2 separate regions of the Homo sapiens genome follow, and region 1 is linked to region 2. The links are chromatin loops, found by intact Hi-C in ENCODE. Cell type or tissue: CD4-positive, alpha-beta T cell. All regions are shown on one strand. Links, peaks and the distances in the headings refer to the core of each region. The heading gives the core; the rest is flanking DNA. Region 1 overlaps LRP8 (LDL receptor related protein 8). Region 2 overlaps GLIS1 (GLIS family zinc finger 1).

What was found. Hi-C counts contacts between places; a loop is a spot of excess contacts. Peaks named below come from ENCODE experiments on the same cell type or tissue, not always from the same donor. Only the 100,000 strongest peaks of a DNase experiment are listed, where the experiment ranks them.
Region 1: a loop joins it to region 2, with 5 times the contacts of the local background. A loop is called at or near these places in 6 of 110 quality-filtered maps.

Annotation. Positions count from the first base shown.
Region 1 is chr1:53,272,922-53,285,230 of GRCh38, reverse strand. It overlaps LRP8 (LDL receptor related protein 8), which reads left to right. Exons shown (of 19, transcript NM_004631.5): 4 at 4,516-4,644; 5 at 8,153-8,539; 6 at 9,478-9,600. Among named protein-coding and RNA genes, the nearest start is that of MAGOH-DT, 40 kb to the right of the region's middle. RefSeq lists an enhancer at 6,784-6,843. In CD4-positive, alpha-beta T cell, for the core only: a CTCF peak has its summit at 6,755; a DNase peak (open chromatin) is centred at 6,830.
Region 2 is chr1:53,676,509-53,688,817 of GRCh38, reverse strand. The region is part of intron 2 of GLIS1 (GLIS family zinc finger 1); the gene reads left to right. It also overlaps the pseudogene RNU7-95P. Among named protein-coding and RNA genes, the nearest start is that of GLIS1, 57 kb to the left of the region's middle. RefSeq lists enhancers at 2,429-3,257, 3,258-4,087 and a silencer at 10,408-10,702. In CD4-positive, alpha-beta T cell, for the core only: a CTCF peak has its summit at 6,527 (motif pointing right); a DNase peak (open chromatin) is centred at 6,537.

The sequences.
Region 1 (12,309 bases), core at 2,779-10,778, 400 kb after region 2:
AGTTAAGCACTGTGTTTGGACCTGGGATGGAAGTCCAGATCTGCCTCTCACCACTAGCCTTTGAACAAACAACTTACTCTTTCTGGGCTTTACTTTCTTCATTCATAAAATGGAGGTAAGAATATCCACTTCATAGGGTGATACCATGTGTCAGTCATTACCCAGACCAACTTCCCAGGACTGTGGAGTAGAGAGGCCTGACCTGGGACCCTGCGAGCCAGGCTCAAGTCCTACCTTTGGGGGAAAGCTACATCACAGGAGAGACAGTGAGGTTCCAGGAGAGACAGGAATTGGAATACCCAACTGCCAGTAGCTGTGTGACCCTAGGCAGGTCCCTTTTGCTCTCTGGGCCTTGGTCTCCTGCCACTCCAAGGGATGTTCATCAGTGTGACCTCTGAGATCTCTCAAGTCCTGGCATTCCAAGAGCCTTGGCTCTTTGAGGGTGGAGGGCTGTTATCAGGCACTGCTGAATCCTTGAGAACCTATAATTAGAGCTGTCTATTTAGGGACACAGCAAATGTCTTATTAATTATAAAGAAAGGAAGCAGACAGATTGTTTAATCATTGTCCTTGCTGAAAGGTTATGCAATTAACTATATAAATATTCATTAAAAGTTCAAGCAGCCGCTTGCTGCACTGGGGTCTGTAGAACCTGGAGGTCCACCCTGGAGGTGGAGCGTACAGCCAAGGGCCCTTTCTGTCACCTGGGCTTTTGTGAGGAGAGTTTGGGGATGGTTCTGGAGCATGCAGGATTTGATGGAAGGGCAAGGCTCTAGTCATAGGAACCCAGGCTCGGTCTCTCGCCTGCTGTGCATCTTTGGGCTAGTTACTTGGTCTCTCTGAGCCTCAGTTTCCTCATCTATAAAATGGAGTGCTTACGTGCAGGACTGCTGCCCTGCTGTAGTGCAGTAAGTGGCCCAGGTATGTAGTAAGTAAGTGGCCCAGGTATGTAGTAAGTAAGTGGCCCGGGTATGTAGTAAGTAAGTGGCCCGGGTATGTAGTAGGTAAGTGGCCCGGGTATGTAGTAGGTAAGTAAGCGGCCCGGGTATGTAGTAGGTAAGTAAGCGGCCCGGGTATGTAGTAGGTAAGTAAGCGGCCCGGGTATGTAGTAGGTAAGTAAGCGGCCCGGGTATGTAGTAGGTAAGTAAGCGGCCCGGGTATGTAGTAGGTAAGTAAGCGGCCCGGGTATGTAGTAGGTAAGTAAGCGGCCCGGGTATGTAGTAGGTAAGTAAGCGGCCCGGGTATGTAGTAGGTAAGTAAGCGGCCCGGGTATGTAGTAGGTAAGTAAGCGGCCCGGGTATGTAGTAGGTAAGTAAGCGGCCCGGGTATGTAGTAGGTAAGTAAGCGGCCCGGGTATGTAGTAGGTAAGTAAGCGGCCCGGGTATGTAGTAGGTAAGTAAGCGGCCCGGGTATGTAGTAGGTAAGTAAGCGGCCCGGGTATGTAGTAGGTAAGTAAGCGGCCCGGGTATGTAGTAGGTAAGGCCCGGGTATGTAGTAAGTAAGTGGCCCGGGTATGTAGTAAGTAAGTAAGTGGCCCGGGTATGTAGTAAGTAAGTGGCCCGGGTATGTAGTAAGTAAGTGGCCCGGGTATGTAGTAAGTAAGTAAGTGGCCCGGGTATGTAGTAAGTAAGTGGCCCGGGTATGTAGTAAGTAAGTGGCCCGGGTATGTAGTAAGTAAGTAAGTGGCCCGGGTATGTAGTAAGTAAGTGGCCCGGGTATGTAGTAAGTAAGTAAGTGGCCCGGGTATGTAGTAAGTAAGTGGCCCGGGTATGTAGTAAGTAAGTGGCCCGGGTATGTAGTAAGTAAGTGGCCCGGGTATGCCACTTATGTGATGACCTTTGTGAATGGCACCCCCGGAATTTGCACTGGCAGCCCGCAAGGCCTGCTTACCTTACAACAGACATTTGTTGCTCACAGTTCTGGAGGGTAGGAAGTCCAAGATCAAGGCACCGGCAGTTTCCGTGTCTGGTGAGGGCCCGTTCCTCATAGACTGCACCTCCTTGCTTCATCCTCACGTGGTGGAAGGGGCAAGGAGGCTCCCCCTGACCTCTTTTGTAAGAGTACTGATCTCATTAAAGAGAGCTGTACTGTTATGGCTTAATCACCTCCTAAAGGCCTCACCTCTTAATGCTATCACATTGAGGATTAAGTTCCAACATGGATTTTCAGGGGATACCAACGTTCAGACCATGGCAGAATGAAATGAAAAAATATAAAATTTTCAGCACAGAGCAGCCTGACACAACTTAGGTGTTCAAAAACTGGGACTCCCCTCCCCCTCCCTTGAGAGGTTCTGTTTCCTGAGGCCTGGCTTAGGGATAAGTAGTTGCTTTGACCTTCCATCCCATTGCTCTCTTAGGGGCTTGCAAGTGTATGGAACATCTGTATCACTTTTATCGTAGTGAATTGAAAAGAGATGAAACATCCCTTGTCTTCTATGCTTGCAGAATGTTAACCAACCCAGGGGTTCCCAAATAGAGGTGCATGGGAATCCCCTGGGTTTTGGTGGGGAGTTACTAAAATGCAGATCCCTAGGCTCTGCCCTAGAAGTCTAGATTCAGTCAGTATGAGCTGAGGCTCAGGAACCTGCACTTTGAGTAGCTCCCTCACCCCCCACCCTTTGATGAGAGGACCCCAGCAAAGCACTGGTCAGCTTCAGCTTCCTGTGTTCCAGTGGGGCCCAGAGGGGAGGTGCTTACCTGGGGTCCTGCAGTGTTGGTGATAGAGGTACCCTGGAAGGACCCCATCTCCCAACTCCCAGTTTCCCTTCACCACCCTGCACTGCAGCCCCAAGGTGGCCTTATATAAAAGGCCTTTGAGGGTTAGTACTTTCCAGAGCTCAACCTGACAGTTATTTGCTCATCCATCCCACAAGTCTGCCAATCCTCGAGCAAGGGAAATTTCTGTGAAATGAATACCAGGAATCCTGTATTCCCAAGGGATTGCCCTGTACTCATGAAATGCATTCCTAGGGATAACGTTGGGGACCTCACTTTCAGGGGCCTAAGATGCTCTTCTCCCATGGCAGTAGTGGTGTCCAGGGACCTTGACTCAGATACCTGCTCCCCTCCCCAACTCATCTGTGCCCTTTTCTGTATCCCTTGTGGTCTCTCATCCCAGCTATAGAAATGGGAAGAGGAGAAACTGGTCTGAGATCAGAGAGCAAAATGGAGGGCGAAGCATGAGTAGCCCACTGCCTCCGGGGAGAAATGGATTGTGCTGAGTCTCCGGCATCAGACACAGCTGACTTTCAGTCAATCCTAACACTGCTCTTTATCAGCTCTGTGACCAGAACTTAGTGCCTACCACCATGTTTGTCACACAGCAGTGCTCAAATACTCAGTGAATAAGCAAAATTCAGAGTCATCTGGTATGTGTGGATAATCATAGTAGGTAACATTTAGTGAGCACTGGGCTGGGTGTTCTTCTAGGTGCTTGCTTTACAGACATTAACTTAGTCATCATAACAATCCTATGAGAGATAGTATTATCCCCACTTTATTGGCACAGAGATAAGGATTGTTGGCCAAGGTCACATAGTCAGTGAGTGATTGAAGTAGGATTTGAACCCAGGCAGCCAGGCTCCAGAGCCCATGTTCTCCGCCTCTATGCTGGAGGCCAGCACATAATCCTCTCACCCTGCTGGCTTATTGTGAAAATTAGATGGAAGTGTCTAGCACCATGCCTGGCACATCCTAGAGACCACGGAGGTCGGGCCTCCTGCACACCCTGGAAGGCTGAAGGGAGCCAACCACGGAGGTCTGAGATGCATCTGCCTTGGCTGAGCCTGTCACATGGGTCCAGCAGAAACTCATGATAAGAGCTGTCCCCAGCCTTGAATAGGGTTCTCATTCTTCCTTCCAAATTGAGATTCAACCCTGGGGCTTCAGGCCCCTGATTGAGTCAGCCTCTGATTGCGGCTGCAGTAATTATAGCTATGCAGTCCCGCTGGGCCCTGCCATGCAGCAGCTGCTCTCAGCAGCAGGATCAGCACCATCACTCGGGGAGGGGGCTTAGAGGCGGGCCGATTGGAGCCGTTGGGGCCTTGGTGAGCCCTCCAAATTTACAGGTTCCAATCATGGAGTCACTGATCTGGAAGGCAAACTGAGGCCCAGCTGGGGCATATCTCACCTAAGGGCACACAGCTGGGAAATGGCAGAGAAGAGTGCAGGGCATGGTGGCTCCATGTTGCCAGAACTTAAAGTGGAGGTTTGGAGGGATGGGAGGTGTGGCCAGGAGGGGCAGGCAGAAGTCAATGGATCAAAGGGACTTGAGGGCCAGGGACCAGGGGGCCATGAAAGATGTTATGTAGAGAAGGGTCAGATTTAGGATTTGAAAATTCCTGGCACAGACAGAGGCTTCTTCTCAGCTGATGAAACTGAGACATGGGCCAGAAGAGCCCTGATGGACTCCTAGGGCCTTGGACCAGATGGCTGGAACAGGGTGGTAGGACTGGTTGGCACCATGCCCTGTGTCCCCCTTGGCTAAGCTATGCATGGACGTCTGTCTCCACAGCCAAGCAGGTGTGTCCTGCAGAGAAGCTGAGCTGTGGACCCACCAGCCACAAGTGTGTACCTGCCTCGTGGCGCTGCGACGGGGAGAAGGACTGCGAGGGTGGAGCGGATGAGGCCGGCTGTGCTACCTGTGAGTCTGGGGTCAGATCTCCAGGGTCTGCCAAGCATGGTCAGGCAGCCTCAGGGAGTGGCAGCCACTTCTGGGGAGGGGGCCCAGTTCCCCGTGGGGCTTGGTGGTGGAGAGGAAAGGATAACGATCAGGACACTAGTAATGGCTAGATTCTATGGAGACATGGTCTTCTTTCATCTTCACAAGCACCTCATGAGCAGCCATTATCATCCCCATTTTATAGGTGAGGAAACTGAGGCTCAGACAAGGGAGGAAAAGTACCCAAGGCTGAGTGATGAAACCAAGATTCAGATTCAGGACTGGACAGCAAAGCCCATGAGCTTTTGTTACCATGTCTGACATCTGCTCATCCATCCCACAAGTCTGCCAATCTTGGAGCAAGGGCAGGGGGACCAGGGAGGGTGCTGCGTGGAGAAATGGCGGTGGTCTGAGCCAGGGCGCCAGCAATGCTGGGGGGAGGGGGACGGATTCCTGAGGTGTCAAGGACGACTGTTGCTGAAATCTCAGATTCAAGCACAGACGTCACAGGGCAGAGAAGACATTCTCAGCAGCCTCGGCAGGGACAGATGGAAGTGGTCACTGGGACAGTTCCACATCACTGAGCTTCAAACACAGGATTATCTCCTTCCCAGGGAGCAGGCCAGCAGGGCCTGGGCCATTGGGGAGCATGGCCAGGCCTCACTTTTTCAATTCGAGGGGCACCTACTGTGTGCCAGGCCTGAAGCCAGGCTCTGAAAGGGACAGTGAGGTGAATCCTACACAGTCTTCCCTCTGGGAACACATGATTAGTGGGGGAGACAGACTGGCTGTCGCTACTAGGCTGTGCGGCTGGGCTGAAATACGGGCGGTCACCCTGGAGGGCTTGCCAGGCACTTGCCCATCACTGCTGCCTACTCCCCTCTGCCAGCCTCTATATTTGCATCCTATCCATCTTTCCTGGCCCAGGGAAAATGCCATCTCCTCCAGAGGTGTCTGAGTCGTCACACTTTAAGATTCTAAGTCTGGAATTTGATGTGTCTGAAGCAGGAAGCATCTGGGTATGGAGGGAGATCCTGGCTGGGAACAGCAGTTTCAAAGTCCCAGTGATGGCACTGGCTCACTTCCTCAGCTGTGATAATTTTGCTGGGACTCACTGGCCAATGAGAATCCTCTTTCCTCTTTACCAAGCCCCATAATCAGATGATTCCTCCAATATGAAGGCCGCTACTGCAAGGGATGGGAGTCTCTCCAACTAGGGCATGTTGGAATAGGAACATTCCCCATTAATTATGGGAGAGAGAGGTGTCAGAAGGTCTTACTGGGCTTCTATGCTATAGCTTCCACCCTCCTAGGCAGAGGAAAGAGTCCTCCCACCCCTCATCTCTCAGAGCTTCTTCCGTTTGTGAGTGCTAGGAGTAGGGTCTCTCGGCCTACGTAGGCCTGAGAATATGGATCTTAAAGTTACTGTTGGCTCCAAAACCTCAGAGAAAACTCAGTATGAAGAAGCACTTCCTTGCCATCCAAGTCTTCAAGTAAAATTAAAAATTAAGGCGGGGCGCGGTGGCTCATGCCTGTAATCCCAGCACTTTGGGAGGCCGAGGCAGGAGGATCACGAGGTCAGGAGATTGAGACCATCCTGGCTAACATGGTGAAACCCCACCTCTACTAAAAATACAAAAAAAAAAAAAAAAATTAGCCGGGCGTGGTGGCTACTCAGGAGGCTGAGGCAGGAGAATCACTGGAACGCAGGAGGTGGGGTTGCAGTGAGCTGAGAGCACACCACTGCTCTCCAGCCTGGGCGACAGAGCGAGACTCCATCTCAAAAAAGAAAATTAAAAAAAAAAAAAAAAAAGCACTTCCCATCAGAACTCCCAGAAAGCAGTGAGTCCACCCTCCCTGCACATGCACAAGTTGGGTGGGGACAGGCAGGAAGGGAGCTCATCTAGGTGTCAGCGTAATATTGAGGGGCAGTGGCAGTGGCAGCATGTGCTTTTTCCACCAATGCCCCAGTGTCTCAAAAGCCCAGGAGGGGAAAAAAATTCAACTGTCAGACACTTGGTAGAGCTGTCAGAAACGCATGACACGAGCTACCTACCTGGTGAAACTGAAGACATCACTCTATTTTATCTTCAATAACAATGAAAATTCACATTTTTCCATCAGAAAGTGAAAACACAGACTCTGGGCGCCCCCACGTGGAAAGATCTGGTGCTGCCACCACCACCTCACCTTTGGCCACAGCCACTGCATCAGTGCCCCACCGGGGCCTACCCCCATCCCGGGGCCAGGTCTTGGCCTGTGTGTGGACGCACAGGAGGGAGGGAAGTGAGGAGGTCACTGCCCTGAAAAACAGCTGGAAAAACTCCAGGAAGGGAGGAGAAAACCAGAAAAGCCAAGAGGAGGAGTCAGAGTAGGAAAGAAAAGCCCCAAATGTGAGTTCTGGTTCTCTTGTTGTCATGGACTGTGTGACCCTGGGCAAGCTGCTCCTCTCTCTGGGCCTCAGTTTCCCCATCTATAAACTGGCAATAGGGCTGGCTGGCCTCTAAGTTCCTCCCGGCCACTGAACTCAGACTAGCCTACCAGAGAGAAGCCCAGAGCCCCAAGCAGAGCCATGACGTGTGTCCTTAATTACTGCACATCCCATAATTATACCTCATACCTGGGCCAGACCAGTTCCATCCACTCCACACCCACTCACTACAGGGAGCTCTGTACCAGGCCCTCAGGACAAAGGAGGGACACCCCCAGGCAGTGTGGATTCTTGGGGCAGATTGAAAAGGACATGAAACTCAGACGCCTGCGCGACTGAGGGGCTCAGAAACGAGGGCAGAGGCAGAGATTTCCCAAGCGGGGAAACGCCAGGGTGTCATGGAAGAGGTGGAATTTGGGCCCTTGGAAGATGAGAGCTCATCATTGCAAAATGTAGTGGTGGGCAAGAAGTAGGTTCCCAGCAGATGGAGCAACTTGAGTAAAGGCTTGGAGGTGGGAGCCTGTGCACTGGGCCCAGCAAATGGTCTAGCATGGCGGGAGCTGCGAACATTCAGGAGTGAGGTGATGGAGCCACAGGACTGACCCAAGAGACGCCTTGGATACCAGGCCAGGGGACTCAGGTGGAACAGTGCAGGTTATGCTATGCATCGCTATGCTATGAGGAGCCAACCCCAGACCCTGGTCCCTGGGAAGGGTCAGTGTCATTTAACAGATCATGTCCTGGGACCATAGCAGGGTCCTTCAAGACAGGCAGTGCTCTAAGGTTTCGGAATCCCCCTCCTAGTCCCACCATGCTCATGCTCATTTACCCAGTGAGGCCTGGGGGGCTCACAAAGGGCAGGTGTGTTGCCAGTCACCTAGCATGTCCGTGTTGGAAGCCCGCCTTCGCTATGCCTAACTGCACGTCCACCATTCAGCCCCCAAAGGGCACTTGTTCTGGCCCCCGGGTGAGGGTCGGAGCCCCTGTAGCCGGACCAGCGGGGCCCCAGGTCGGCCGGGGAGGGGGTCGGCGGGCCGACCGGCTCTCTGTCCCGCGCAGTGTGCGCCCCGCACGAGTTCCAGTGCGGCAACCGCTCGTGCCTGGCCGCCGTGTTCGTGTGCGACGGCGACGACGACTGTGGTGACGGCAGCGATGAGCGCGGCTGTGCAGACCCGGCCTGCGGGCCCCGCGAGTTCCGCTGCGGCGGCGATGGCGGCGGCGCCTGCATCCCGGAGCGCTGGGTCTGCGACCGCCAGTTTGACTGCGAGGACCGCTCGGACGAGGCAGCCGAGCTCTGCGGCCGTCCGGGCCCCGGGGCCACGTCCGCGCCCGCCGCCTGCGCCACCGCCTCCCAGTTCGCCTGCCGCAGCGGCGAGTGCGTGCACCTGGGCTGGCGCTGCGACGGCGACCGCGACTGCAAAGACAAATCGGACGAGGCCGACTGCCGTAAGCCCCCTCCATACCGCCCAGCCCCGCCCAGGGATTGCGGATCCGCTATCCGATCCGGATCCGCCAGGTGCAGGCTTCCTTTCATTGCCTTACCTGAATACATTACCCGGGTTTACTACAGAGGAGACCGAGGCTGGGAGAAGTGAGGTGACTTATTTGAATTCACGCAGCTGCCGGGCTGCGGAGCTCAGGTCTAACTCCAGAAGCCTCCACTGGTATCTGTGTCCCTGCTGTGAGCCCTCCCAGTCGTACTTCCCACCCCCATCCCCCGAACCCCTCCACCCAGAAACCTGGCAGGCTCAGGAGCTCCCCCCATCTCTTTACCCGCTAGGCCTGCTCATTCCTCAAGGCCTGGCCTAGACTCCTCTGACCTTCCCAGCTGGGCTGGGTCCCTCTGCTGGGCAGGTCCCCAGCAGCTTTCTCTTATAGCTCATCTCACACTGATGTCCCCATCTGAGCATTCCTCACCCTTGCTCTGCACCCTGAGCTCCTAGAGGATGAGGAGGCTCTTAGGAGTCTCTGGGCTCCCACCCCCACCTCCACCTCTCCCAGCACAGCACCTGGCACAGGAAGGTTTGCCAAATGGATGAAGTCATTAAGTAATGAGCACCAAGACTCAAAAGAAGGCCGTGTGTCTGTTCTGAGGAGTGGCCCTGGAGAGAGGCAGGGACAGGGAAACAGGAGATCTGGGTTTAGTCCTGAATCTGCCAGCCAGAGTGCTGTGTGACCCTGGGCAAGGCCTTCCCCCTCTCTGAGCTTCAGTCTCCCCATCTGTACACTGAGGTGCCTTGGCCAGGTGTCCTTTGAGGACTCCTGAGTTCAGCCACTGGTTCTGTTTTTGCTGGGGGTGGCTATGGCATGGGGATTGGGGTGGTGGGGAAATTGTCCTAGCACCACACTGACTCTGATCCTCTCCCCTTGCCCTCTCCTGGCAGCACTGGGCACCTGCCGTGGGGACGAGTTCCAGTGTGGGGATGGGACATGTGTCCTTGCAATCAAGCACTGCAACCAGGAGCAGGACTGTCCAGATGGGAGTGATGAAGCTGGCTGCCTACAGGGTGCGTGTGGTCAGGGCACAGAACACATCCTCTGTGAGGATGCCCTAGGCTCTGGTAACTCTCCAGAGGGCAGAGTTGGGAGGAGTTTCCCCTTGGTCCCCAAGATGCATTTTCCCCCAGAGCATCACTTGCCCCTAAATCACCTGGCTCCCTTTCCATGGGGTCCTAGTAGCACCAGAACTGGATTTGTAAGGACTTTGCCAAAGCTGAAAGACACCTAGGGGGACATGACAGAGCACTTGGGAAGTCCAGCCCCCACCACTTGTCCAGGTCCCAGCTGGTGAGTGGCTTCCCTCACTAGTTCCCAGGCTGAGCAGAGGCTGAGTCTTGCTCCCCAGGGAGCCCCTTTAGTTCTCAGATGGTTCTTCTGGTCACCACCTGCCCTCTGCAGGAGCAGGGACCCTCATTCACTAGTCATCTTGGGGAATGGATAACAGGCTGGGCAGTGTAGCAACTTCCCCTATCCGGGGTCCATGGGGCAAAGTCCCCCCAGGAGATGATCAGTCCAGCCTCTAAGGTCTCTCTAGAGCTGCTGCCTGGTCCTCCTAGGACCTGAGTCCTGCAAGATGAGACGCAGATCCCCACAGCCCTGCCCAGCTACATGAGGCTTAGCCTCCTAATCATCCCTGGGATCCTGTCCTGTGAGCAGAGCTTCCTCAGTTCCTGGATTTACCTGTCTGTCCTGGGCCACCCTCCAGGGACCTGTGAGGGACTGGAACTGGAGCTCTGCTTGCCTCCTGTGGGCCCCAGCCCAGCCCTTCTTGTCCAAGGTCTCACAGGCACTGTCCACTCTCTTGTCCGGCCCAACAGAGTCACCCTGTGAGGGTCCCCGCAGATTTCAGTGTAAGAGTGGCAAGCGCGTGGACGGCGGGAAAGTGTGTGATGTGCAGAGGGACTGCCGGGACTGGTCGGATGAGCTTCTGAAAGTGTGGTGCGGTGCCTGTCTACGCCCACTGGCTGGACTCAGTCTCCTACCATCCCCCTCCTGGTATCTAGGCTCAAGGCCCTCCAGTGCCCCCTGCCCTGACACTTTCTGCTCTGACCCTCTCTTTGGATTCATGTGCCGTCCTATGGCTTCACATGGGGCTTTTCGCCCCCAGGCCTCTGGTCTACATCTCTACAAAGTGCTAAGAGCTTGTCCATCCCAGGTACTAAAAAATTATGTTTTCTCTCACAAACTTGGCCTTTCCTCATTCCTTCCCCGTTCAGACCTCTGAGACCTTCTGGAACTTTCTCTCTTCCTCGGTGTTCCTCCCCTGCTGACCCAGCCAAGGCCCTGGGCTCTGAGGTCTTCTAGCCCCTTGCAGAAGACCCAGCAGAGGGAGAAGTGGGCACAGCAGGCAGGCAGCCAGGTGAAGCACATCCCAGGGCCACTGCTCAGGCCATACCTGTGTGGGAGTAAGGCAGGCCTTGCAGCAGGAGGTGGCACCATCCTAAGCCCTGAGGAGTTCGGACCTGATGGGGAGACCAGACTTGGAGGCCAGACTAAAGCGAGACCTGGATGGAAGTGGCTGCCCTGATGTCGGCTACAGCTGTCAGGGTGGGTTCCAGGCTAGAAAGAACAGAGGCTCCAGGCTGTAGGTAGGGTGGGCATCCCAGAGAACATGCTAGAAACCCAGTGTGGACTCCAGGAAGGTTCATGAGTTTTTTTTTGTTTTTTGTTTTTACTGTTCCCAGGTTAGGGCTTGAGGGAGATTTGACAGAGAAGCCCTGGGAGGACAGAGGCTAGGTCAGTCCCTCCCTTTCCTGCCTTCTGGCAGACTGTTTCCCCAGCACCTACCTCCTGGGTGCTTAGAGGAGGTTCATCCTCCTGAGCTTCCCAGGAAGAGCATATTTCCTTCCCCTTTTGAAGATTAAAAAACTGATTGTGAAAGGAAGAGTAGTTGAGTGAAAGTGACTCAGCTTCTACCTGAGCTGGCAGGAGATAGACACTCCCTCTGCCTCCAGGCCCTGCCAAGAGAAGTCCCAGAAGAAGGAACTTGTGGAAAAAGAGACAGGGAAGCCAGAACTACTGAGCCTAGCTCCCCCAACACCCAGATTTGGAGTAGCCAGGGACTACTGTCCTACTAATCCCTCTCTTCTCTCTCGTCGTTTGCATGACACACCAAAGAGGAGTACGTACACACGTGCTTGTGTCTGTGTGTGGCCTCTGTCTCTGTGTTGGTGAGAGGCCGGTGTCTGTATCCATGTCTTCTTCTCTGAGTAAAGCAGGGGAACTGCATTCATGCATCTATGTGTGTGACCCCATGTATGTGTGAATGTATCTATGGAGTCCATGGGACTGTTTGTGCTCTGCACATAAGCTGGTATGTGTGCATGTAGTTGTGGGCATGCTGGTGTGTGCATGTAGGTGTGTGCAGTGACACCACTTCTTCCTTCCATGGAAGGAAGCCGCAAATACTACTCTGGCCTCTCTGCACCACTCTACCCCATCCCCCTCCTCTCCTGGCTCCCCAGCGGAATCACACCCAGGCTAGGTAGAATTAAGAAGGACTGAAGACTTCCCTGCAGGCATTTGGGGAAAGGTTACAGGGACAGACAGGTGCAGACCTGCTCTCCTTTCTCTTCCCCTCACCCACCTGAGCCCTGGAGGACTCTGTGCCTTCCTTCATCAGAAGCCAGTCACTTTGAGTTCTCTCCTTTCCCCTTCCCCCTTTCAGGGCCATCCCACCTACACATGCCACTTCATCAAGTGCTCAGTAAATAGAA
Region 2 (12,309 bases), core at 1,630-9,629:
AAAACGAGTGGTGCAGCCCTTTTAGAATTTTTCTGGCAGGTTTTTTGGTTTTCACCAGAAAACATCCCCCCCCACACAAAAACCAATTTAAAAACTACTTATTTAGCAGGTTTTTCCTTAGCACCTCTTCCTGTACATGACACCGTATGGGGGCTGTGGGCCTGCCCTGGAGGAGCTCAGGGTTTCCTGGGGAAAGCAAGACAGTCACCCATCAGCGTGAGACCAGGGAGGAGGAATGTGCTGTGGAGCTCGGGAAGGACATCCTAGTTCCCAGTCGGGAGACCAGGGAAGTCTTTGTGGAGGAGGGGGCATTTGGCCCGGGCACTAAGGAATGGGCAGGAGAGCAGAGAGGGTGGTGGGAAAGGTGGCACAGAGGCTGGGGGACTGGGTGTAGTCCCTAGTCCCTGGCTCGGCAGGACTGCACAGCTGCACGAGGGGAGAGCCCCCTTCCACCCGCCACGTCTTCCCCTTTCCCCACCTCTACCCTGCAAAGTGCTCAGAGCACATTTTGTAGGGACTAGTCAAAATACAGACTCAGACGGATTTATCCCCCATGAGCCCACACTCGCATTCCTGGGCACAGGAGGGAGCGATGAGCCCGTGGGGATGTTTGCAGAGAAAACAGAAACGAATGAGTCTGGTGAGGTGCTCTTCTTGAATCAGGGACCGAGAGCGGGTGTCAGCACGCCACACACAGGGCCAGAGCCTGCCGAGCAGGAAACGCGCTGGGGCAGGGCCAGTCTGGCCTCCAGCAAGGCAGCCCCGGTTCCTCAGCCTCGACAGCACAGCACGGTGATCTTGATGGCTCCAGGGAGGGCCAGAGGCTGGGTCCTCCGGGCTTGAGGTGGGGCTAGGGGCACAGCCGGGCCCGCTTGCGTCTAGGACTCTTCCTCATCTATGATGTGGTGGACGCCACCAGCTCCCCGAGTTGGGGTGAGAGATGCGGGGAGGTCAAGCACCTGTGCCTGGGAGCCTGCACAAGTGGGAGCAGTTGTCACTGTCCCCTGGTGACATGGGGGCCTGGGGCAGAGAACACCCTGTGATACCTGGTTAACTGGAACCCCCGTTAACCAGAACTCCTGCCCACTGTCCGTCCCTTCGTGAAGGAGGTGGCTAGATGCTATGGGAAGACCCTGGCTGGGTGGTGGGCGGCGGGGGCTCTGACCTGGTGCTGCCCCTTCCTAGCTGGGGGGACCCATTGCATGTAAGCAGACCTTGTGGTTTGGGGAAGAGAACGCACAGAACCACCCGACAGCAGGGGGCCCTTCAGGAAGCTCCTCGGCTCTCACAGGAGAGCGGGGATGTACTCGGGTCTTCCATGAGGAGTTATTGTGGGGGCTCAACTGTGCGAGGCCTGACACGGGCTTGGTGAAGCGGGGCGGGCTGGTTGGACCGGGTGATAGATGTTGTCCTTGGAATGACTGGGAGTAAATAATTAGTGAAAGAACTCCATGGGAATCCCTTAGGAGACTCTTTCTTTCTTTCCACTGCCCACCCCCTAAAAATGTCTGAGAGACCCAGGTGGGCGGGTGGTGCCTTGCAGGGTATGAAGGGCCTTGGGAGCTGGGACTACTTCCGTCCTCCTCTGCCCAAGAGGCAAGCGGCCCCTTCCAAGTCCAGCTCTCCTGCCTGGCTCTGGTTCTGCTCCCACAGTGATTCTCTCGTTTGCCTCATCCTGGGAAAACCTTTCCTTAACTTCAGGAGATTCCGGGTTCCAGTCCATGCTCTGCCCCTCGGAGGCTGTGTGACCTCGTCGAAGTTACTTGGCCTCTCTGAGCCTCAGTGGCCTCACTGGCAGTGGAGTAGCTCTTGGGAGCCTCCTATACACAGCTCTGGAATCCACTGTGTACCAGGGCAAAGAAAGGGCTCAACACTGTCAGGAAGTTCAGTTAGGTGATGGACACGGTGATCCTGCAGGCCACAGTCCCATCTCCCTAGCATGGTGGACAAGGCCCTTGGTGATCTGGCCACAGCAAACTTATTGCCCCACCCCCGCCACCGTTCAGGCCACCTGGAACATTTCCCATCCTCTGAACCCGTCACACGTTCTCATGCTTCTGTGCCTTTGCATGGTCACTCTTTTCTTGGCTGGAGAGCTCCTATTTCTCTCTTAAACCCAGCTCAGATGCTCCCTCTTGGACTCCTTCCTGTATCTTTCAAGCAGAGTCAGTTCCCCTGGCCAGAGATGAGCACTGTTTTCCCTGCATTCCAGTTTATCTGCTTCCCTCGCTGCCTCCCCCCACAGTCTGTGAGCTTCCCAAGGAGAGGGAGAGGATCTGATTCATCTGTGCCTCCAGGGTCCAGCTCAGGGTCTGCCACCAACCAAGCAAGGACCATTCTCCTGTGCTCACAAGGACCTCTGCTCTCTTTCCTAACCTTCTTTCCCACTTTGGAGGGAGAAAGCACTGCGGATGAGAACAAAGCAATGTCCTCCATCAGAGAGGCTAGGGGGCTGGTGGAAAGTGGAGTAGGCTGAGCCGGAGGGGAGAATTGTGCCGTGTGGAGCTGAAAGATAACAAGGGGCCACGGTCTGACTTGGCAGTGCGTGGCCTCCAGAATGGGCTGCAAGGGAATCTTCCTTCCTTCCTTCCTTCCTCCCTCATTTACTGAGTACCCAGCTTCAGGGCAGTCATAGCTCCGCTCCGTGGGGAAACAGTGGAGCATGAGAGAGAACCTCCTAAAGGGGCTTTGCAGTCTGGTGGGAGAGATGGAAGGAACAATGGCCATAGGTGGGCAGCTGGGATCATGGCTGCGGGAGTGGAGAGGGGCCAGTGAGCAGCCTGGTGGATGACAGGGAGATGAAACTAGATGAAGGGCAGGGGCAGAGGGGGAGGGCAGGTTTCTGACGGAACCCATGCATGAGAGGGAGTGGGGAGAATCTGAGGTGGGGCTGGCCACAGGCTGGCTGGAGGGCTCAGCAGGGAGCAGTTCCTGAGGCCAGATGGCTCAGCACAGTGGCAGCGGCTCCCAGCAGATCTGGCTGCGGGATGGAGGACAGATTGAAGGGCCAGTCAGGGGCAGGAGCCTCAGACCGTGGTAGCGGTGGCCAGCGCTGAAGCCGCTGGGGAGAGGAGGGGATGGGTTAGGACCCACTATTTGAGACCTGACAACTGACTGGATGTGAAAGCTGAGGGTGAGGGAGACAGTCACAGGCAAGGAGGGAAGTGACAGTTGTCTCAGGAAATAACTTGTTGGAAGAGAGGGGAAAAAACACAAAGAACTCAGCAGGGATCTCTGCAACTCAGGGTAATTTTGGCTTCGGAGAGTCAGCCTGCTAATCAGATTGTAAAAATCAGGTACCAGGGTTTTTGCAGAAAATGCAGCAGATCAAAGCCAGGGTCGATTAGGCTCTGATTAAACATTGCCGAGGAGGTCAGACTCATTACGGAGGAATGTACACAGGCCGGCAGCGCTGACGGGGGATAATAACAGATCGCGCCCGGCAGCGCAGACACCACGGCGCTCTGGGGACGCGGTCCTCCGCGGCGGGGCGGCCACAAGGAATGGTATGTCCGCGGGCTCCAAAGGGAGTGAAGGTGCAGGGGTGTGTGGCAGCATGTAGGGTCAGCTGCATGCTGTCTAGTCTCCTTCTCTGTGGCCTCTGGATGGGGAGTGCTCCTGTGAGCTGGGCATTGGCAGAGGTCAGCCAGGACACCCGTCTTGCTGTCTTTCACCTTTACCTGCTTGCTCATGGCCTTTTTGCTGGGGGAAATGCCTCCCCACCCTCTTCTTTCTTCTGTGTCCCTCCCAGAACTCTGCCAGCATCTCCTCCAGGAAACCTTCCCTGACTTCCACCCCAGGTCAGGTGTCTCCTCTGGGTCCCCACAGCCTCAGAGCTCTGGCTTATCTCCCCTCCCGTGAGTCTCTTGATGGCAGCATGACTCTCTGTGTCCTCTGTTTCCAGCTCAGGGCTGGGCAGAGTGGATTCACTGATCTGGGCAGAGCCAATTCCCTGAAGCCACACAGCAAGCCAGGCTCCACTTGCCTGCCCTAAAGCAGGCCCAGGACTTCTGCTGAGAGGTGGTCATGGGGTAGGGGTGCTGGGAGCCTGCTGGCCAGGAGGAGAGGAGAGGCAGGTGGCCCACCAGGCTGGTGTGGGAGCTGTATGAAGGAGATTCATGGCAGGGAAGAAGGGAATGAGTGCCAGGCTGAAGAGCCTGGATGTGACCCTGTGGGCACTAGTGAGTTCTTGATTTGAGGTAGTGACAGAAACCAAACTGTGCTTCAGGAGGTACTGGAGGGCCCTCCATTTCTTTGGCGAGAGCAAGATTCTCTGAACAGCCACCCACCCTGGTGGCTTTGACCTCTACTTGTTGCTTCACCTCACAGTGTGAAGTGAGGCTCACCTGCAGTGGTCCCCATGAACCATCTTAAGGGCCCCAGGCTGGTCCTGACCACAAAAAGCCCAGGAGTCAGAGGGAGCAGGGAGACCCCTAGAGGCTTCTAGGCTTTCCCACGCTTTCCCAGGGTTAGGAAAATCGGCTGAATTTGGTTCACACATTCCATAAATACACAACACCTTCTGGGTGCCAGCCCTGTGTTGAGTTCTGGGGAGGCCCTGAGGTTCTAGCAGCCTGGCTCCCTCCAGAGAGGGTAGGAGGAGCTGGACTGCAGAGATCTTGGGGGTGGGGAGGACATGGACCCAGGAATGCCCTGCCCATCTGAGGGAGACATGGACACCCCCAGGCCTGGCTGGGAACTTTGGAGTTTAGAAGGAAGGAACACAAAAGCCCTTAACCTCCCAGCTGGAATGTGGACACTTCATCCATCCTGCTCTCCATCTCTACTCCAGCCCCATAAATGTCCAATTTGGGGAAAAGATTCCACTCTAAGCCCCAGCAGAACAAGGTGATTAAGAAACTGAGCTCCATAAAATTGTCCGAGCTCTGGCAGGCGGGGTGGGTCAGGAGAGTCCCTGAGTCTCAAGCCTGGCAAGGACTGTACAAAGCCCTCATCCTTCTAGTCCACATCCTCCCAATGCACAAATCCCTTCTGCAGCATCCCCAGCAAGTGACCACCCACTGTGTGCTTGAGGGTCTCTCTTGACAGCTGCTCAGTACCTCCCCAGGGTACCCAATTCAGTGCTGTGACACTCCATTCCTGACAAGCATTTACCGGGCACCTCGGTCATTCTTTCATTCCACATGCCTGCCCGTGCCAGGTCTTCTGCTAGGGCTAGAAACAGAAGAGCTAAGGCTAGTACCTGCTAACGTCCTTGATGCATGCTGTGTGCCAGACACAGTGCTGATTTATGTGGATGATCTCGTGTGATCCACGTGAGAACTCTCTGAGGTAGGTGGTGCCCTCATTCTCCCCATTTCACAGATGAGGCCTGCAGAGATAGAGTAACTCACTCAGGGTCATGCAGATAATCAGAAGCAGGGCTGGAGCTTGAACCCAGGCTTTGACATCATAGTCTCTGCTCATGGTCATTGTGCTCCACAAGTTAGGAGGCCTTTGGTTGGGGGGGCTCAGGCTCTGGGGACTGCCTGCCTGCGGTTATAATCACATTCACGCGGTGTGAGGATGCCCGTTAGCGGGTTACTGAGTGTGAGCGCTTGGATGAGCACCTGGCCATTGGTAGATGTTCAGGAGGTGTTCATGGTGTATATCCACAGTGCAGGTTGGGGAGCCAGGAATGTGTCTGCCAGAAGTGGGACCCCAGACTCCATATGCCAGGACTGAACTCGCCTTCTTTCCTTTCCTTCTAAAGCACGGTGCCACCTTCTGCCTCAGTGCCTTTGCACAGACCATTCCCTTGACCTGGAATCCTCTCCCTTCCTTTGCTGCAGCCTTTGCTCACTATTTCCTCATTCTTCATGTCTCAGTTCATGCTGCTTCTACAGGGAAGACTTCCTGATTCCTCTCCTATGTATACCCCCTTCGTGCCTCTAACAGAGTTGATCGTGTATTATTTGTATGGTTCCTTGATTGCTCTCTGACCCCTCACTAGGTGCTGAGCTCAAGGCAGGGACATCTGTTTAGCTCATCATACAGTTAGGGGCCACAGTCCCTCTGTAGGTAAAATGGCAGGGTTGTCTCAGATAATCTTCGAGTTTCCTTCCTATTCTGGTCTGATTGAATGAGCTACTGCTGCACACTTGTTATGAAAGGCAGCTCCTCCTAGATTAACCAATGGTGAAAGGGCCTCTCCTAAGCCTTTGTCTCCTTGCCTGCCCCTTGGCTCTGCGTTATTGCCCCTGAAGAATCAGTTCAGACAGGAACGTGGGTGTATTCTAATAAGCGAAGTGCTGCCAACTTGCAACGCCAGCACTTAGGGTCTCTGCCAGGGCCCTTGCCATCTGCCTGTGCCTCAGCATCCCTTATGGGGACACATATTGAGAGGTAACCTGCAGAGGAAGGCCCTCTTCTGATTATGTTCAGCTTACTTCAGTCATCTACAGAATGAGAGGGCCATTCCCCCACCAGAATGTGAGCTCCTCGCGGGGATGCAGGGATGCAGGGACTGTGCCTGATGCACCTTTCATCCCCCCACTCCTTCATGCCTAACACACAACCTGCCACCAGGTGTCAGCTGTGTCAGCGGCTGCTTGCTGGATGGCTGAAGGAGTGAAGAATGCATGGCTGCAAGCGGGTCTGGAGTTGGAGTCGGAGTCCGGTGGTGAGCGGCTGTGTAGAGGCAGAGGGGTGCCTCACCTTTACAACAGGAAGCATCTGTGCAGGGCTGGTGCGGACTCTGCCTGGAACGGCCCCCGCTGGCCAGATGCCAAGAGTTTATTGCATGCAGCACAGCAATTTCAAATTTCCTTTATTTTCTAAGAGCCAACGAATTAGTTGAAAGATTAAGAACACTTGCAAAGTAGCCTACAAAGTGGTTTAAGTTAGTGTAGTATAAACTCAGCACAGAGTGTAGCAGGAAGGGAGGGGAAGCAGTCAAAGAAGGCCCCCGAGAGCAGGAACGTATTGCTGGCTGGGTGCAGATGGCTCTACAGAAGAAGAGGATGGGGGAGGAGAGAGGGGGTTCAGTCCCAGTTGCTCCACCCACCCACAGCAACCTCGAATGCACTCAGCTCTGAGCCATCTGCTCCCTAAGGGTAGGTCCTCCTGTGTCCCACGCACCTAGAGCAAAGTGGGGGCTTCACAAGTCTTTGTGGGGTGGTTACCACTGGTGGGCTCAAGCCCTTTTCCTACCTCTCCTTAGTAGTCCTTGAAAAGAAATAGCCATCCTGGAGCTGTGGAAGCTGCAGGAAGTCCAGTCCCCTGCTTTGTCAGCAGAGAGAATATGAATGCTCTCTTTCTTGGCTGCCTGTGACTGTCCAGCCTGGTGGCATCCACTTCTCCCATTTTACTCACAGTTTTACAGGAATTCTCCCTTGTCTCTGACTTGGGTCCAGGCCCCTTTCTGGCTCCAGCCAGTATATCCCTCCCTACTTGGCATTGTCCTGGGAGCAGGGCGGCCAGTGAGGGGCGGTGGCAGAGATGCAGGCAGCAGATGATGAGGCCCTGAAACTCTGCCTTGTTGGACAACTGTGGCTGGCCCCATCTCAGCCCACCTCAGGCTGCAGCCCTGGTTCTGATGAGCAGCCCTGGAGAAGAGCATGCCATCTACTCATAACCCAGCCTAGGTACTGACAGCTGGGCATGCGTCTTCACGCAGCCACGAACTCAGAAAAGAAGCTGCCAGTGTGGATCACGGAGCAGTGGAGGAGTGCTGGAGTTTTCCTCTTTAACTTAATTTCAGAGGCTTGTGTGGACCCAAGGCCGAGAAGAGGGGCCTGCATCCTCTCTCTGACCCTGGCAGATAGTATCAGCGCAGTCAGGCTGAAGGCCCTGGAAACATTGACCCAGCTGTGTCCAGGGTTGAGATCATCTGGCCAGCGTCTGCTCAGGGTAGATGTGTTGGGCAGTGGCCACATGTGTGCCGTCTTGTGGAGAAGTTCACCTTGGGCACAGTGAAGGGTAAAGCTCTTGTCCACAGTCAATTCTGCATCTTCAGATACGTCTCACCCTGCTCATTTAGACAGCTGTGGGATTAGATCTGATATTTTATTCCTGCTGCTTAGTAGGGAGAATCAGTCTTAGAATAAACTCAGATGACCTGAATGGCTTTGGTTTTGGAGTGTCTTTCATTCATTCATTCATTCAGCAGATAGTAGGAGCATCACACCTATTCCCCCAAATAGGATTTGTTTTCTGGCCACGTGAGTTTTAAAACCTTCTCTGATATTAACAGGATGACTATCACATCTTCTGAGGATCACATTTCCATGTGGTCTACAGTTCACAGAACACTTTCCCTTCTGTTATTTAATGTTGTCAAGGTGAGGGGCTTTATTATTCATCTTTTGCAAGAGGAGGAAGAGGCTCAGAGAGGTTAAGTATCTTGCCCATGGTGACACAGCTCTGTCAGGAGCAGAGGTCTGTGGCTGTCCCCTTCCACCCCAGTACTGGTGCCACTGAGTGGTGGGCACCACACTCGTGGCATAGATCATAGTCTCTACTTCCTGCCAAAAAGCAGGGGTTTGTGGACAGGGAAGTACATTTTCTTAATCGTTTTGGGCCTCCGTGTTCCTATCTATGAGGCTTATGTGATGGAAGTCTCCCTCCTTGCCTTTCCTTATGAAGACGTTAAGGACAAATGCCGTATTTGATCTGAATTTTTTTTTTTTAAGCTGTTAGTGGCTGAGACAATCTAGGTCCTTTAGAATCTCCTGTGAGTGGAGACCTGCCTCCCTCCCTGCCTTCTCCCTCCTTCATTCAGCAGACATTTGGGCTGGGGACTGGGGATCTGGAGAATTCGACCTGGCACCTGACCTTGAGGAGTTCAAAGACATGTGGCCTGGATGGGGTGGTAAGGAAACAGGGGTCTCCATTACTGCTTCCATATTTGGGGGCACCCTGGGTGCCACAGGAACATGGGGTGGCCTTTCCAAGGTCAGGCTGCCTCAGGTGTGGGTAGGAGCTGTTGGTTTTCAGCTCTAAGTATCCTCTTTACAAGAAAGGACCAACGAGCTGGAGAGAGAAGTCAAAAAGTTGGGCCAGCATTGTCCACCGTGTGTCAGCATGCTACAGGGGCTTTCCAGCCCTCCCCAGGCCCTCCTCCCGGCAGCGCCAGAAGGCAGGAGTGATTGCTGTCCCAAGGAAGCATGCTCAGAGCAGCCAAGGGGCCCGTCCAGGAGGCATGGCTGACTTTGAGCTCTCATCTCTGTGGTTCTGTGGCTCAGACTTCTCTCTGGGACACAGTGGCTGTCAGTAGCCCTCCCTGGGCTCTGTGTAAATGGGGCAAGTGGCTTTCTGGGGCCCGAACAGGAGGGGCCAGGCAGCCTGTGGTTTGGGCAGGGGTCTGAGTCTCTGAGTCTTCACTGCCTCACTCTGGGCTGGCCCTTTTTCCTGGGTTCCTCCTGGAGCAGCAGATGCTTCAGGTCAGACGTTCAGCCTCACATCTGGTCTCCCTCCTACTTTCATCTGAAACCCAACTCGGATTGTCTCAGTAAACAAACAGTAAATTCAACAATACAATCTTCTTGAAATGCCTTGTAGTTATTTTAAGGCTGTTTTGGGGTTTATTTTAATTGCAGGCCCAGCTCCCACAGTCACGCAGCTGCTGCTGGGGGCATTTGTGGCTGCCACCTCCCTCTCTCCTGCCCGTTCCCCCTCGTAGTGGGCCCCTTCCCCCTCCCATCAGAGGTCCAGGGTGGCCTGGAGGTAGTGGAGGGAGATGAAGTGGGATGTAAGGTTGCTCCCCCGTGTTTCCCGCTTCATCTAAGAACGCCGGCAGCTGCAGTGGCCACGAGCCCAACTTCAGACCTGGGCCTGGTGGGAAGAGGACATGAGAGGTGGGGGGTGACCTCCCAGGCTGTGGAGGGTCATAGGGAAGGAGCAGCCAGGGGCTGGTTTTAGGTTTGCTCCCTGGGAACCCAGACCACAGGCACACCACACTTGACAGCAGAAGTGGGCTGGAAAGTTGGGTCCATAGAAGGCAGATTCTCTGGCTGGGAAGGGACCCTGGAGTTCAGCTTGTGCGGTGCTTTCCATTTCCAGTTAAGGAGACTGAGGTCAGAGACCTTTCCCCCTTCCCCAGGCTGAGGCCTCACTCTTGCTCTGCTCCCGGCTGTTCTTGTCTGTGTTCTGGCTGATAGTACCAGTTGGCAACGCCCCAGTGATGCATTCATTTAACTCAGGGCTCGAACTCAGCAGCCTTTTAGTGCCAAGAGAACTGGGCAGTCATGGTGACTGTTGGTACTTGGACAGGCTGTAGGTGATGTTTCTGTGCCCTTAGTACATCTCTGCCATCACCTCCCCATCCATGGCTGGGGGTGCAGGTACCAGCCTTTTCTCATTAATGTGAATTAGAAAATATTGTTGGTGCTAGGAGTCCAGAGACCTGGCTTTTGTTTTTTTTTAATGATGCCAGGCAAGTGATCTAACCTCTCTGAGCCTCAGTTTCTTCATCTGTGTGGAGGTTGAACAGCTGCAGCCCATTCTGAGGCAGTGACCCCGCTCCCCCCTGCCCCCCACCCCCCCCCCCTCACCCTCCTGCACTCCCAGGCCACCTGAGAACTGATGGCTCAAATCCGCAGAGAGGTTCTTCGTGCAAGGGGGCCCTCTGGGCATCTGCGGCGAGCTGCAGCTCAGCGTGGCTCTACAGCAAGGGTGGCAGGCACCTCAGGGGACATCTGTTGGGGACATCATCAGGTCTGATGGGGGTGCCCACTGCCTCAGGAGCATGGGGAAGAAAGACCAGGATCAACAGACCTCGGGCCATCCACAGCCAGTATGTTTCCCAAGGAGCCGGTGGTGCCAGGGAACTGTGGAGGAATCCCACGTTTGGGGGCTGTTTTCTAAGTGCCAGCCATGGTGGTGGGGACCTCAGGTGTATCTTATTCTCGCCACAGCTCTGGCAGGAGACATCAGTGTTTCCATTTGACACTTGAGGAGACTGAGGCTCAGAGGGGAAAGTACGTTTTGGAGGCCTCGCAGCAGTGAGATGGGAGGCAAACACCAGAGACTGTGCTCCTCCCTTAAGCGAGAAGAAGGCTTGGAGGAACGCCTACAGATGGGCAGTTCTTGAGGTGATGACAGAGAAGCAGGGAGAGGTGAGGAGGCACGGCAGATCCCAGAGATGGCGTGACAGCAAGCGTGAAGTGAAGGTGCTCCTCGCGGGTGCCCGCGGCTGGGTCCAATCGGACTGGGGCCCAGGCCCTGGGAGACGTCTGGTCTGGGCCTGCAGAGGCCCCTCAATTTATTTGTACATCGCCAGATGTAAACTAATTTGTTTAGCAAGAAAAAACACATTTTTATTGCCTTCCAAACTGGGTTGTTTTTCCTCTGGCTGTCTGTCTGGCGTTCAATGGCCAGGCCGTGGAGCAGAGCTTTTGGGAACATGCTTAGGTGTTGGTGAGGCGAGTCTGTCATTTGCGGGGTGTTTCTCCCCATTGGGTCCCAGAACCTGGCAGACTCGAATTCCTGCCCCCGCGCCATCCCCACTGCCTGTACCGCCTTGGCCAGCCACTCGGCAGCTTTGTGCCTACATCTTCTCACCTGGAAGGTGGGCATCCCTGCTGGTCCTTCATGGAAGGAGCCTTTCTGGTTCCACCAATTTTGTTCGTTGGTGAAAAGTGGATGTAGCAACCGTAACTCCCATTATAACTAATCTACACACTCACTCTGTTGATGGAAACACTAGCTCCTCGGGAAGCTCATTATACCCCTAATGTGCGTCTGTCATCAGAGCTGTAGGCCGGCGTCATCCTCAAGGGTAGCGGGACAGGGGAAGGAGAGCTTGGGCTTGTGCGGTACCTGCTGTTTGCGTTGCTCAGCTAGGGGCTCCGTGTATGTCACGTCATGCAGTCCCAGAGACCTGTGTTACATTCTGGTTTTGTAGATCAGCCTTAGCAAGGCCAGAGGGCCCGCAGGACCGGTAAGTGGGATTTGAAGGCAAGTGCGTCCAAAGCCTTCTCATTCTAGTATGAGGCAAGAATGAAAGAGAAATTATAATAAATTCAAGGGGGTATTAGAACTCCTAGCCCTGAAATGAGGCTGATGGGGAGGGATACAGCCTGGCTTGGCCCTGGAGAGCATTAGAGGGCACTCTTGGAGGTCAGGGTGGAGGGTGCTTCTGGCCTCAGGACGCACACGTGAAAAGCTGGAAGGCTCAGCCCGAGGGCTGGGGAAGGACCTGTGCCTTGCCTGTTTCAGCCTGATTGTCCTTAAGGAACATGTCTGTGGCAGGGCTGGGGCTGGGGGTGCGTGCGGGGTGCTGGTGATTTCTAAATATCTACATCGGCCATGCCTGTAGACTGTGCTGGATTCTGGGGACTAGCCCTCAGGGAGTACCCCATACAGTGA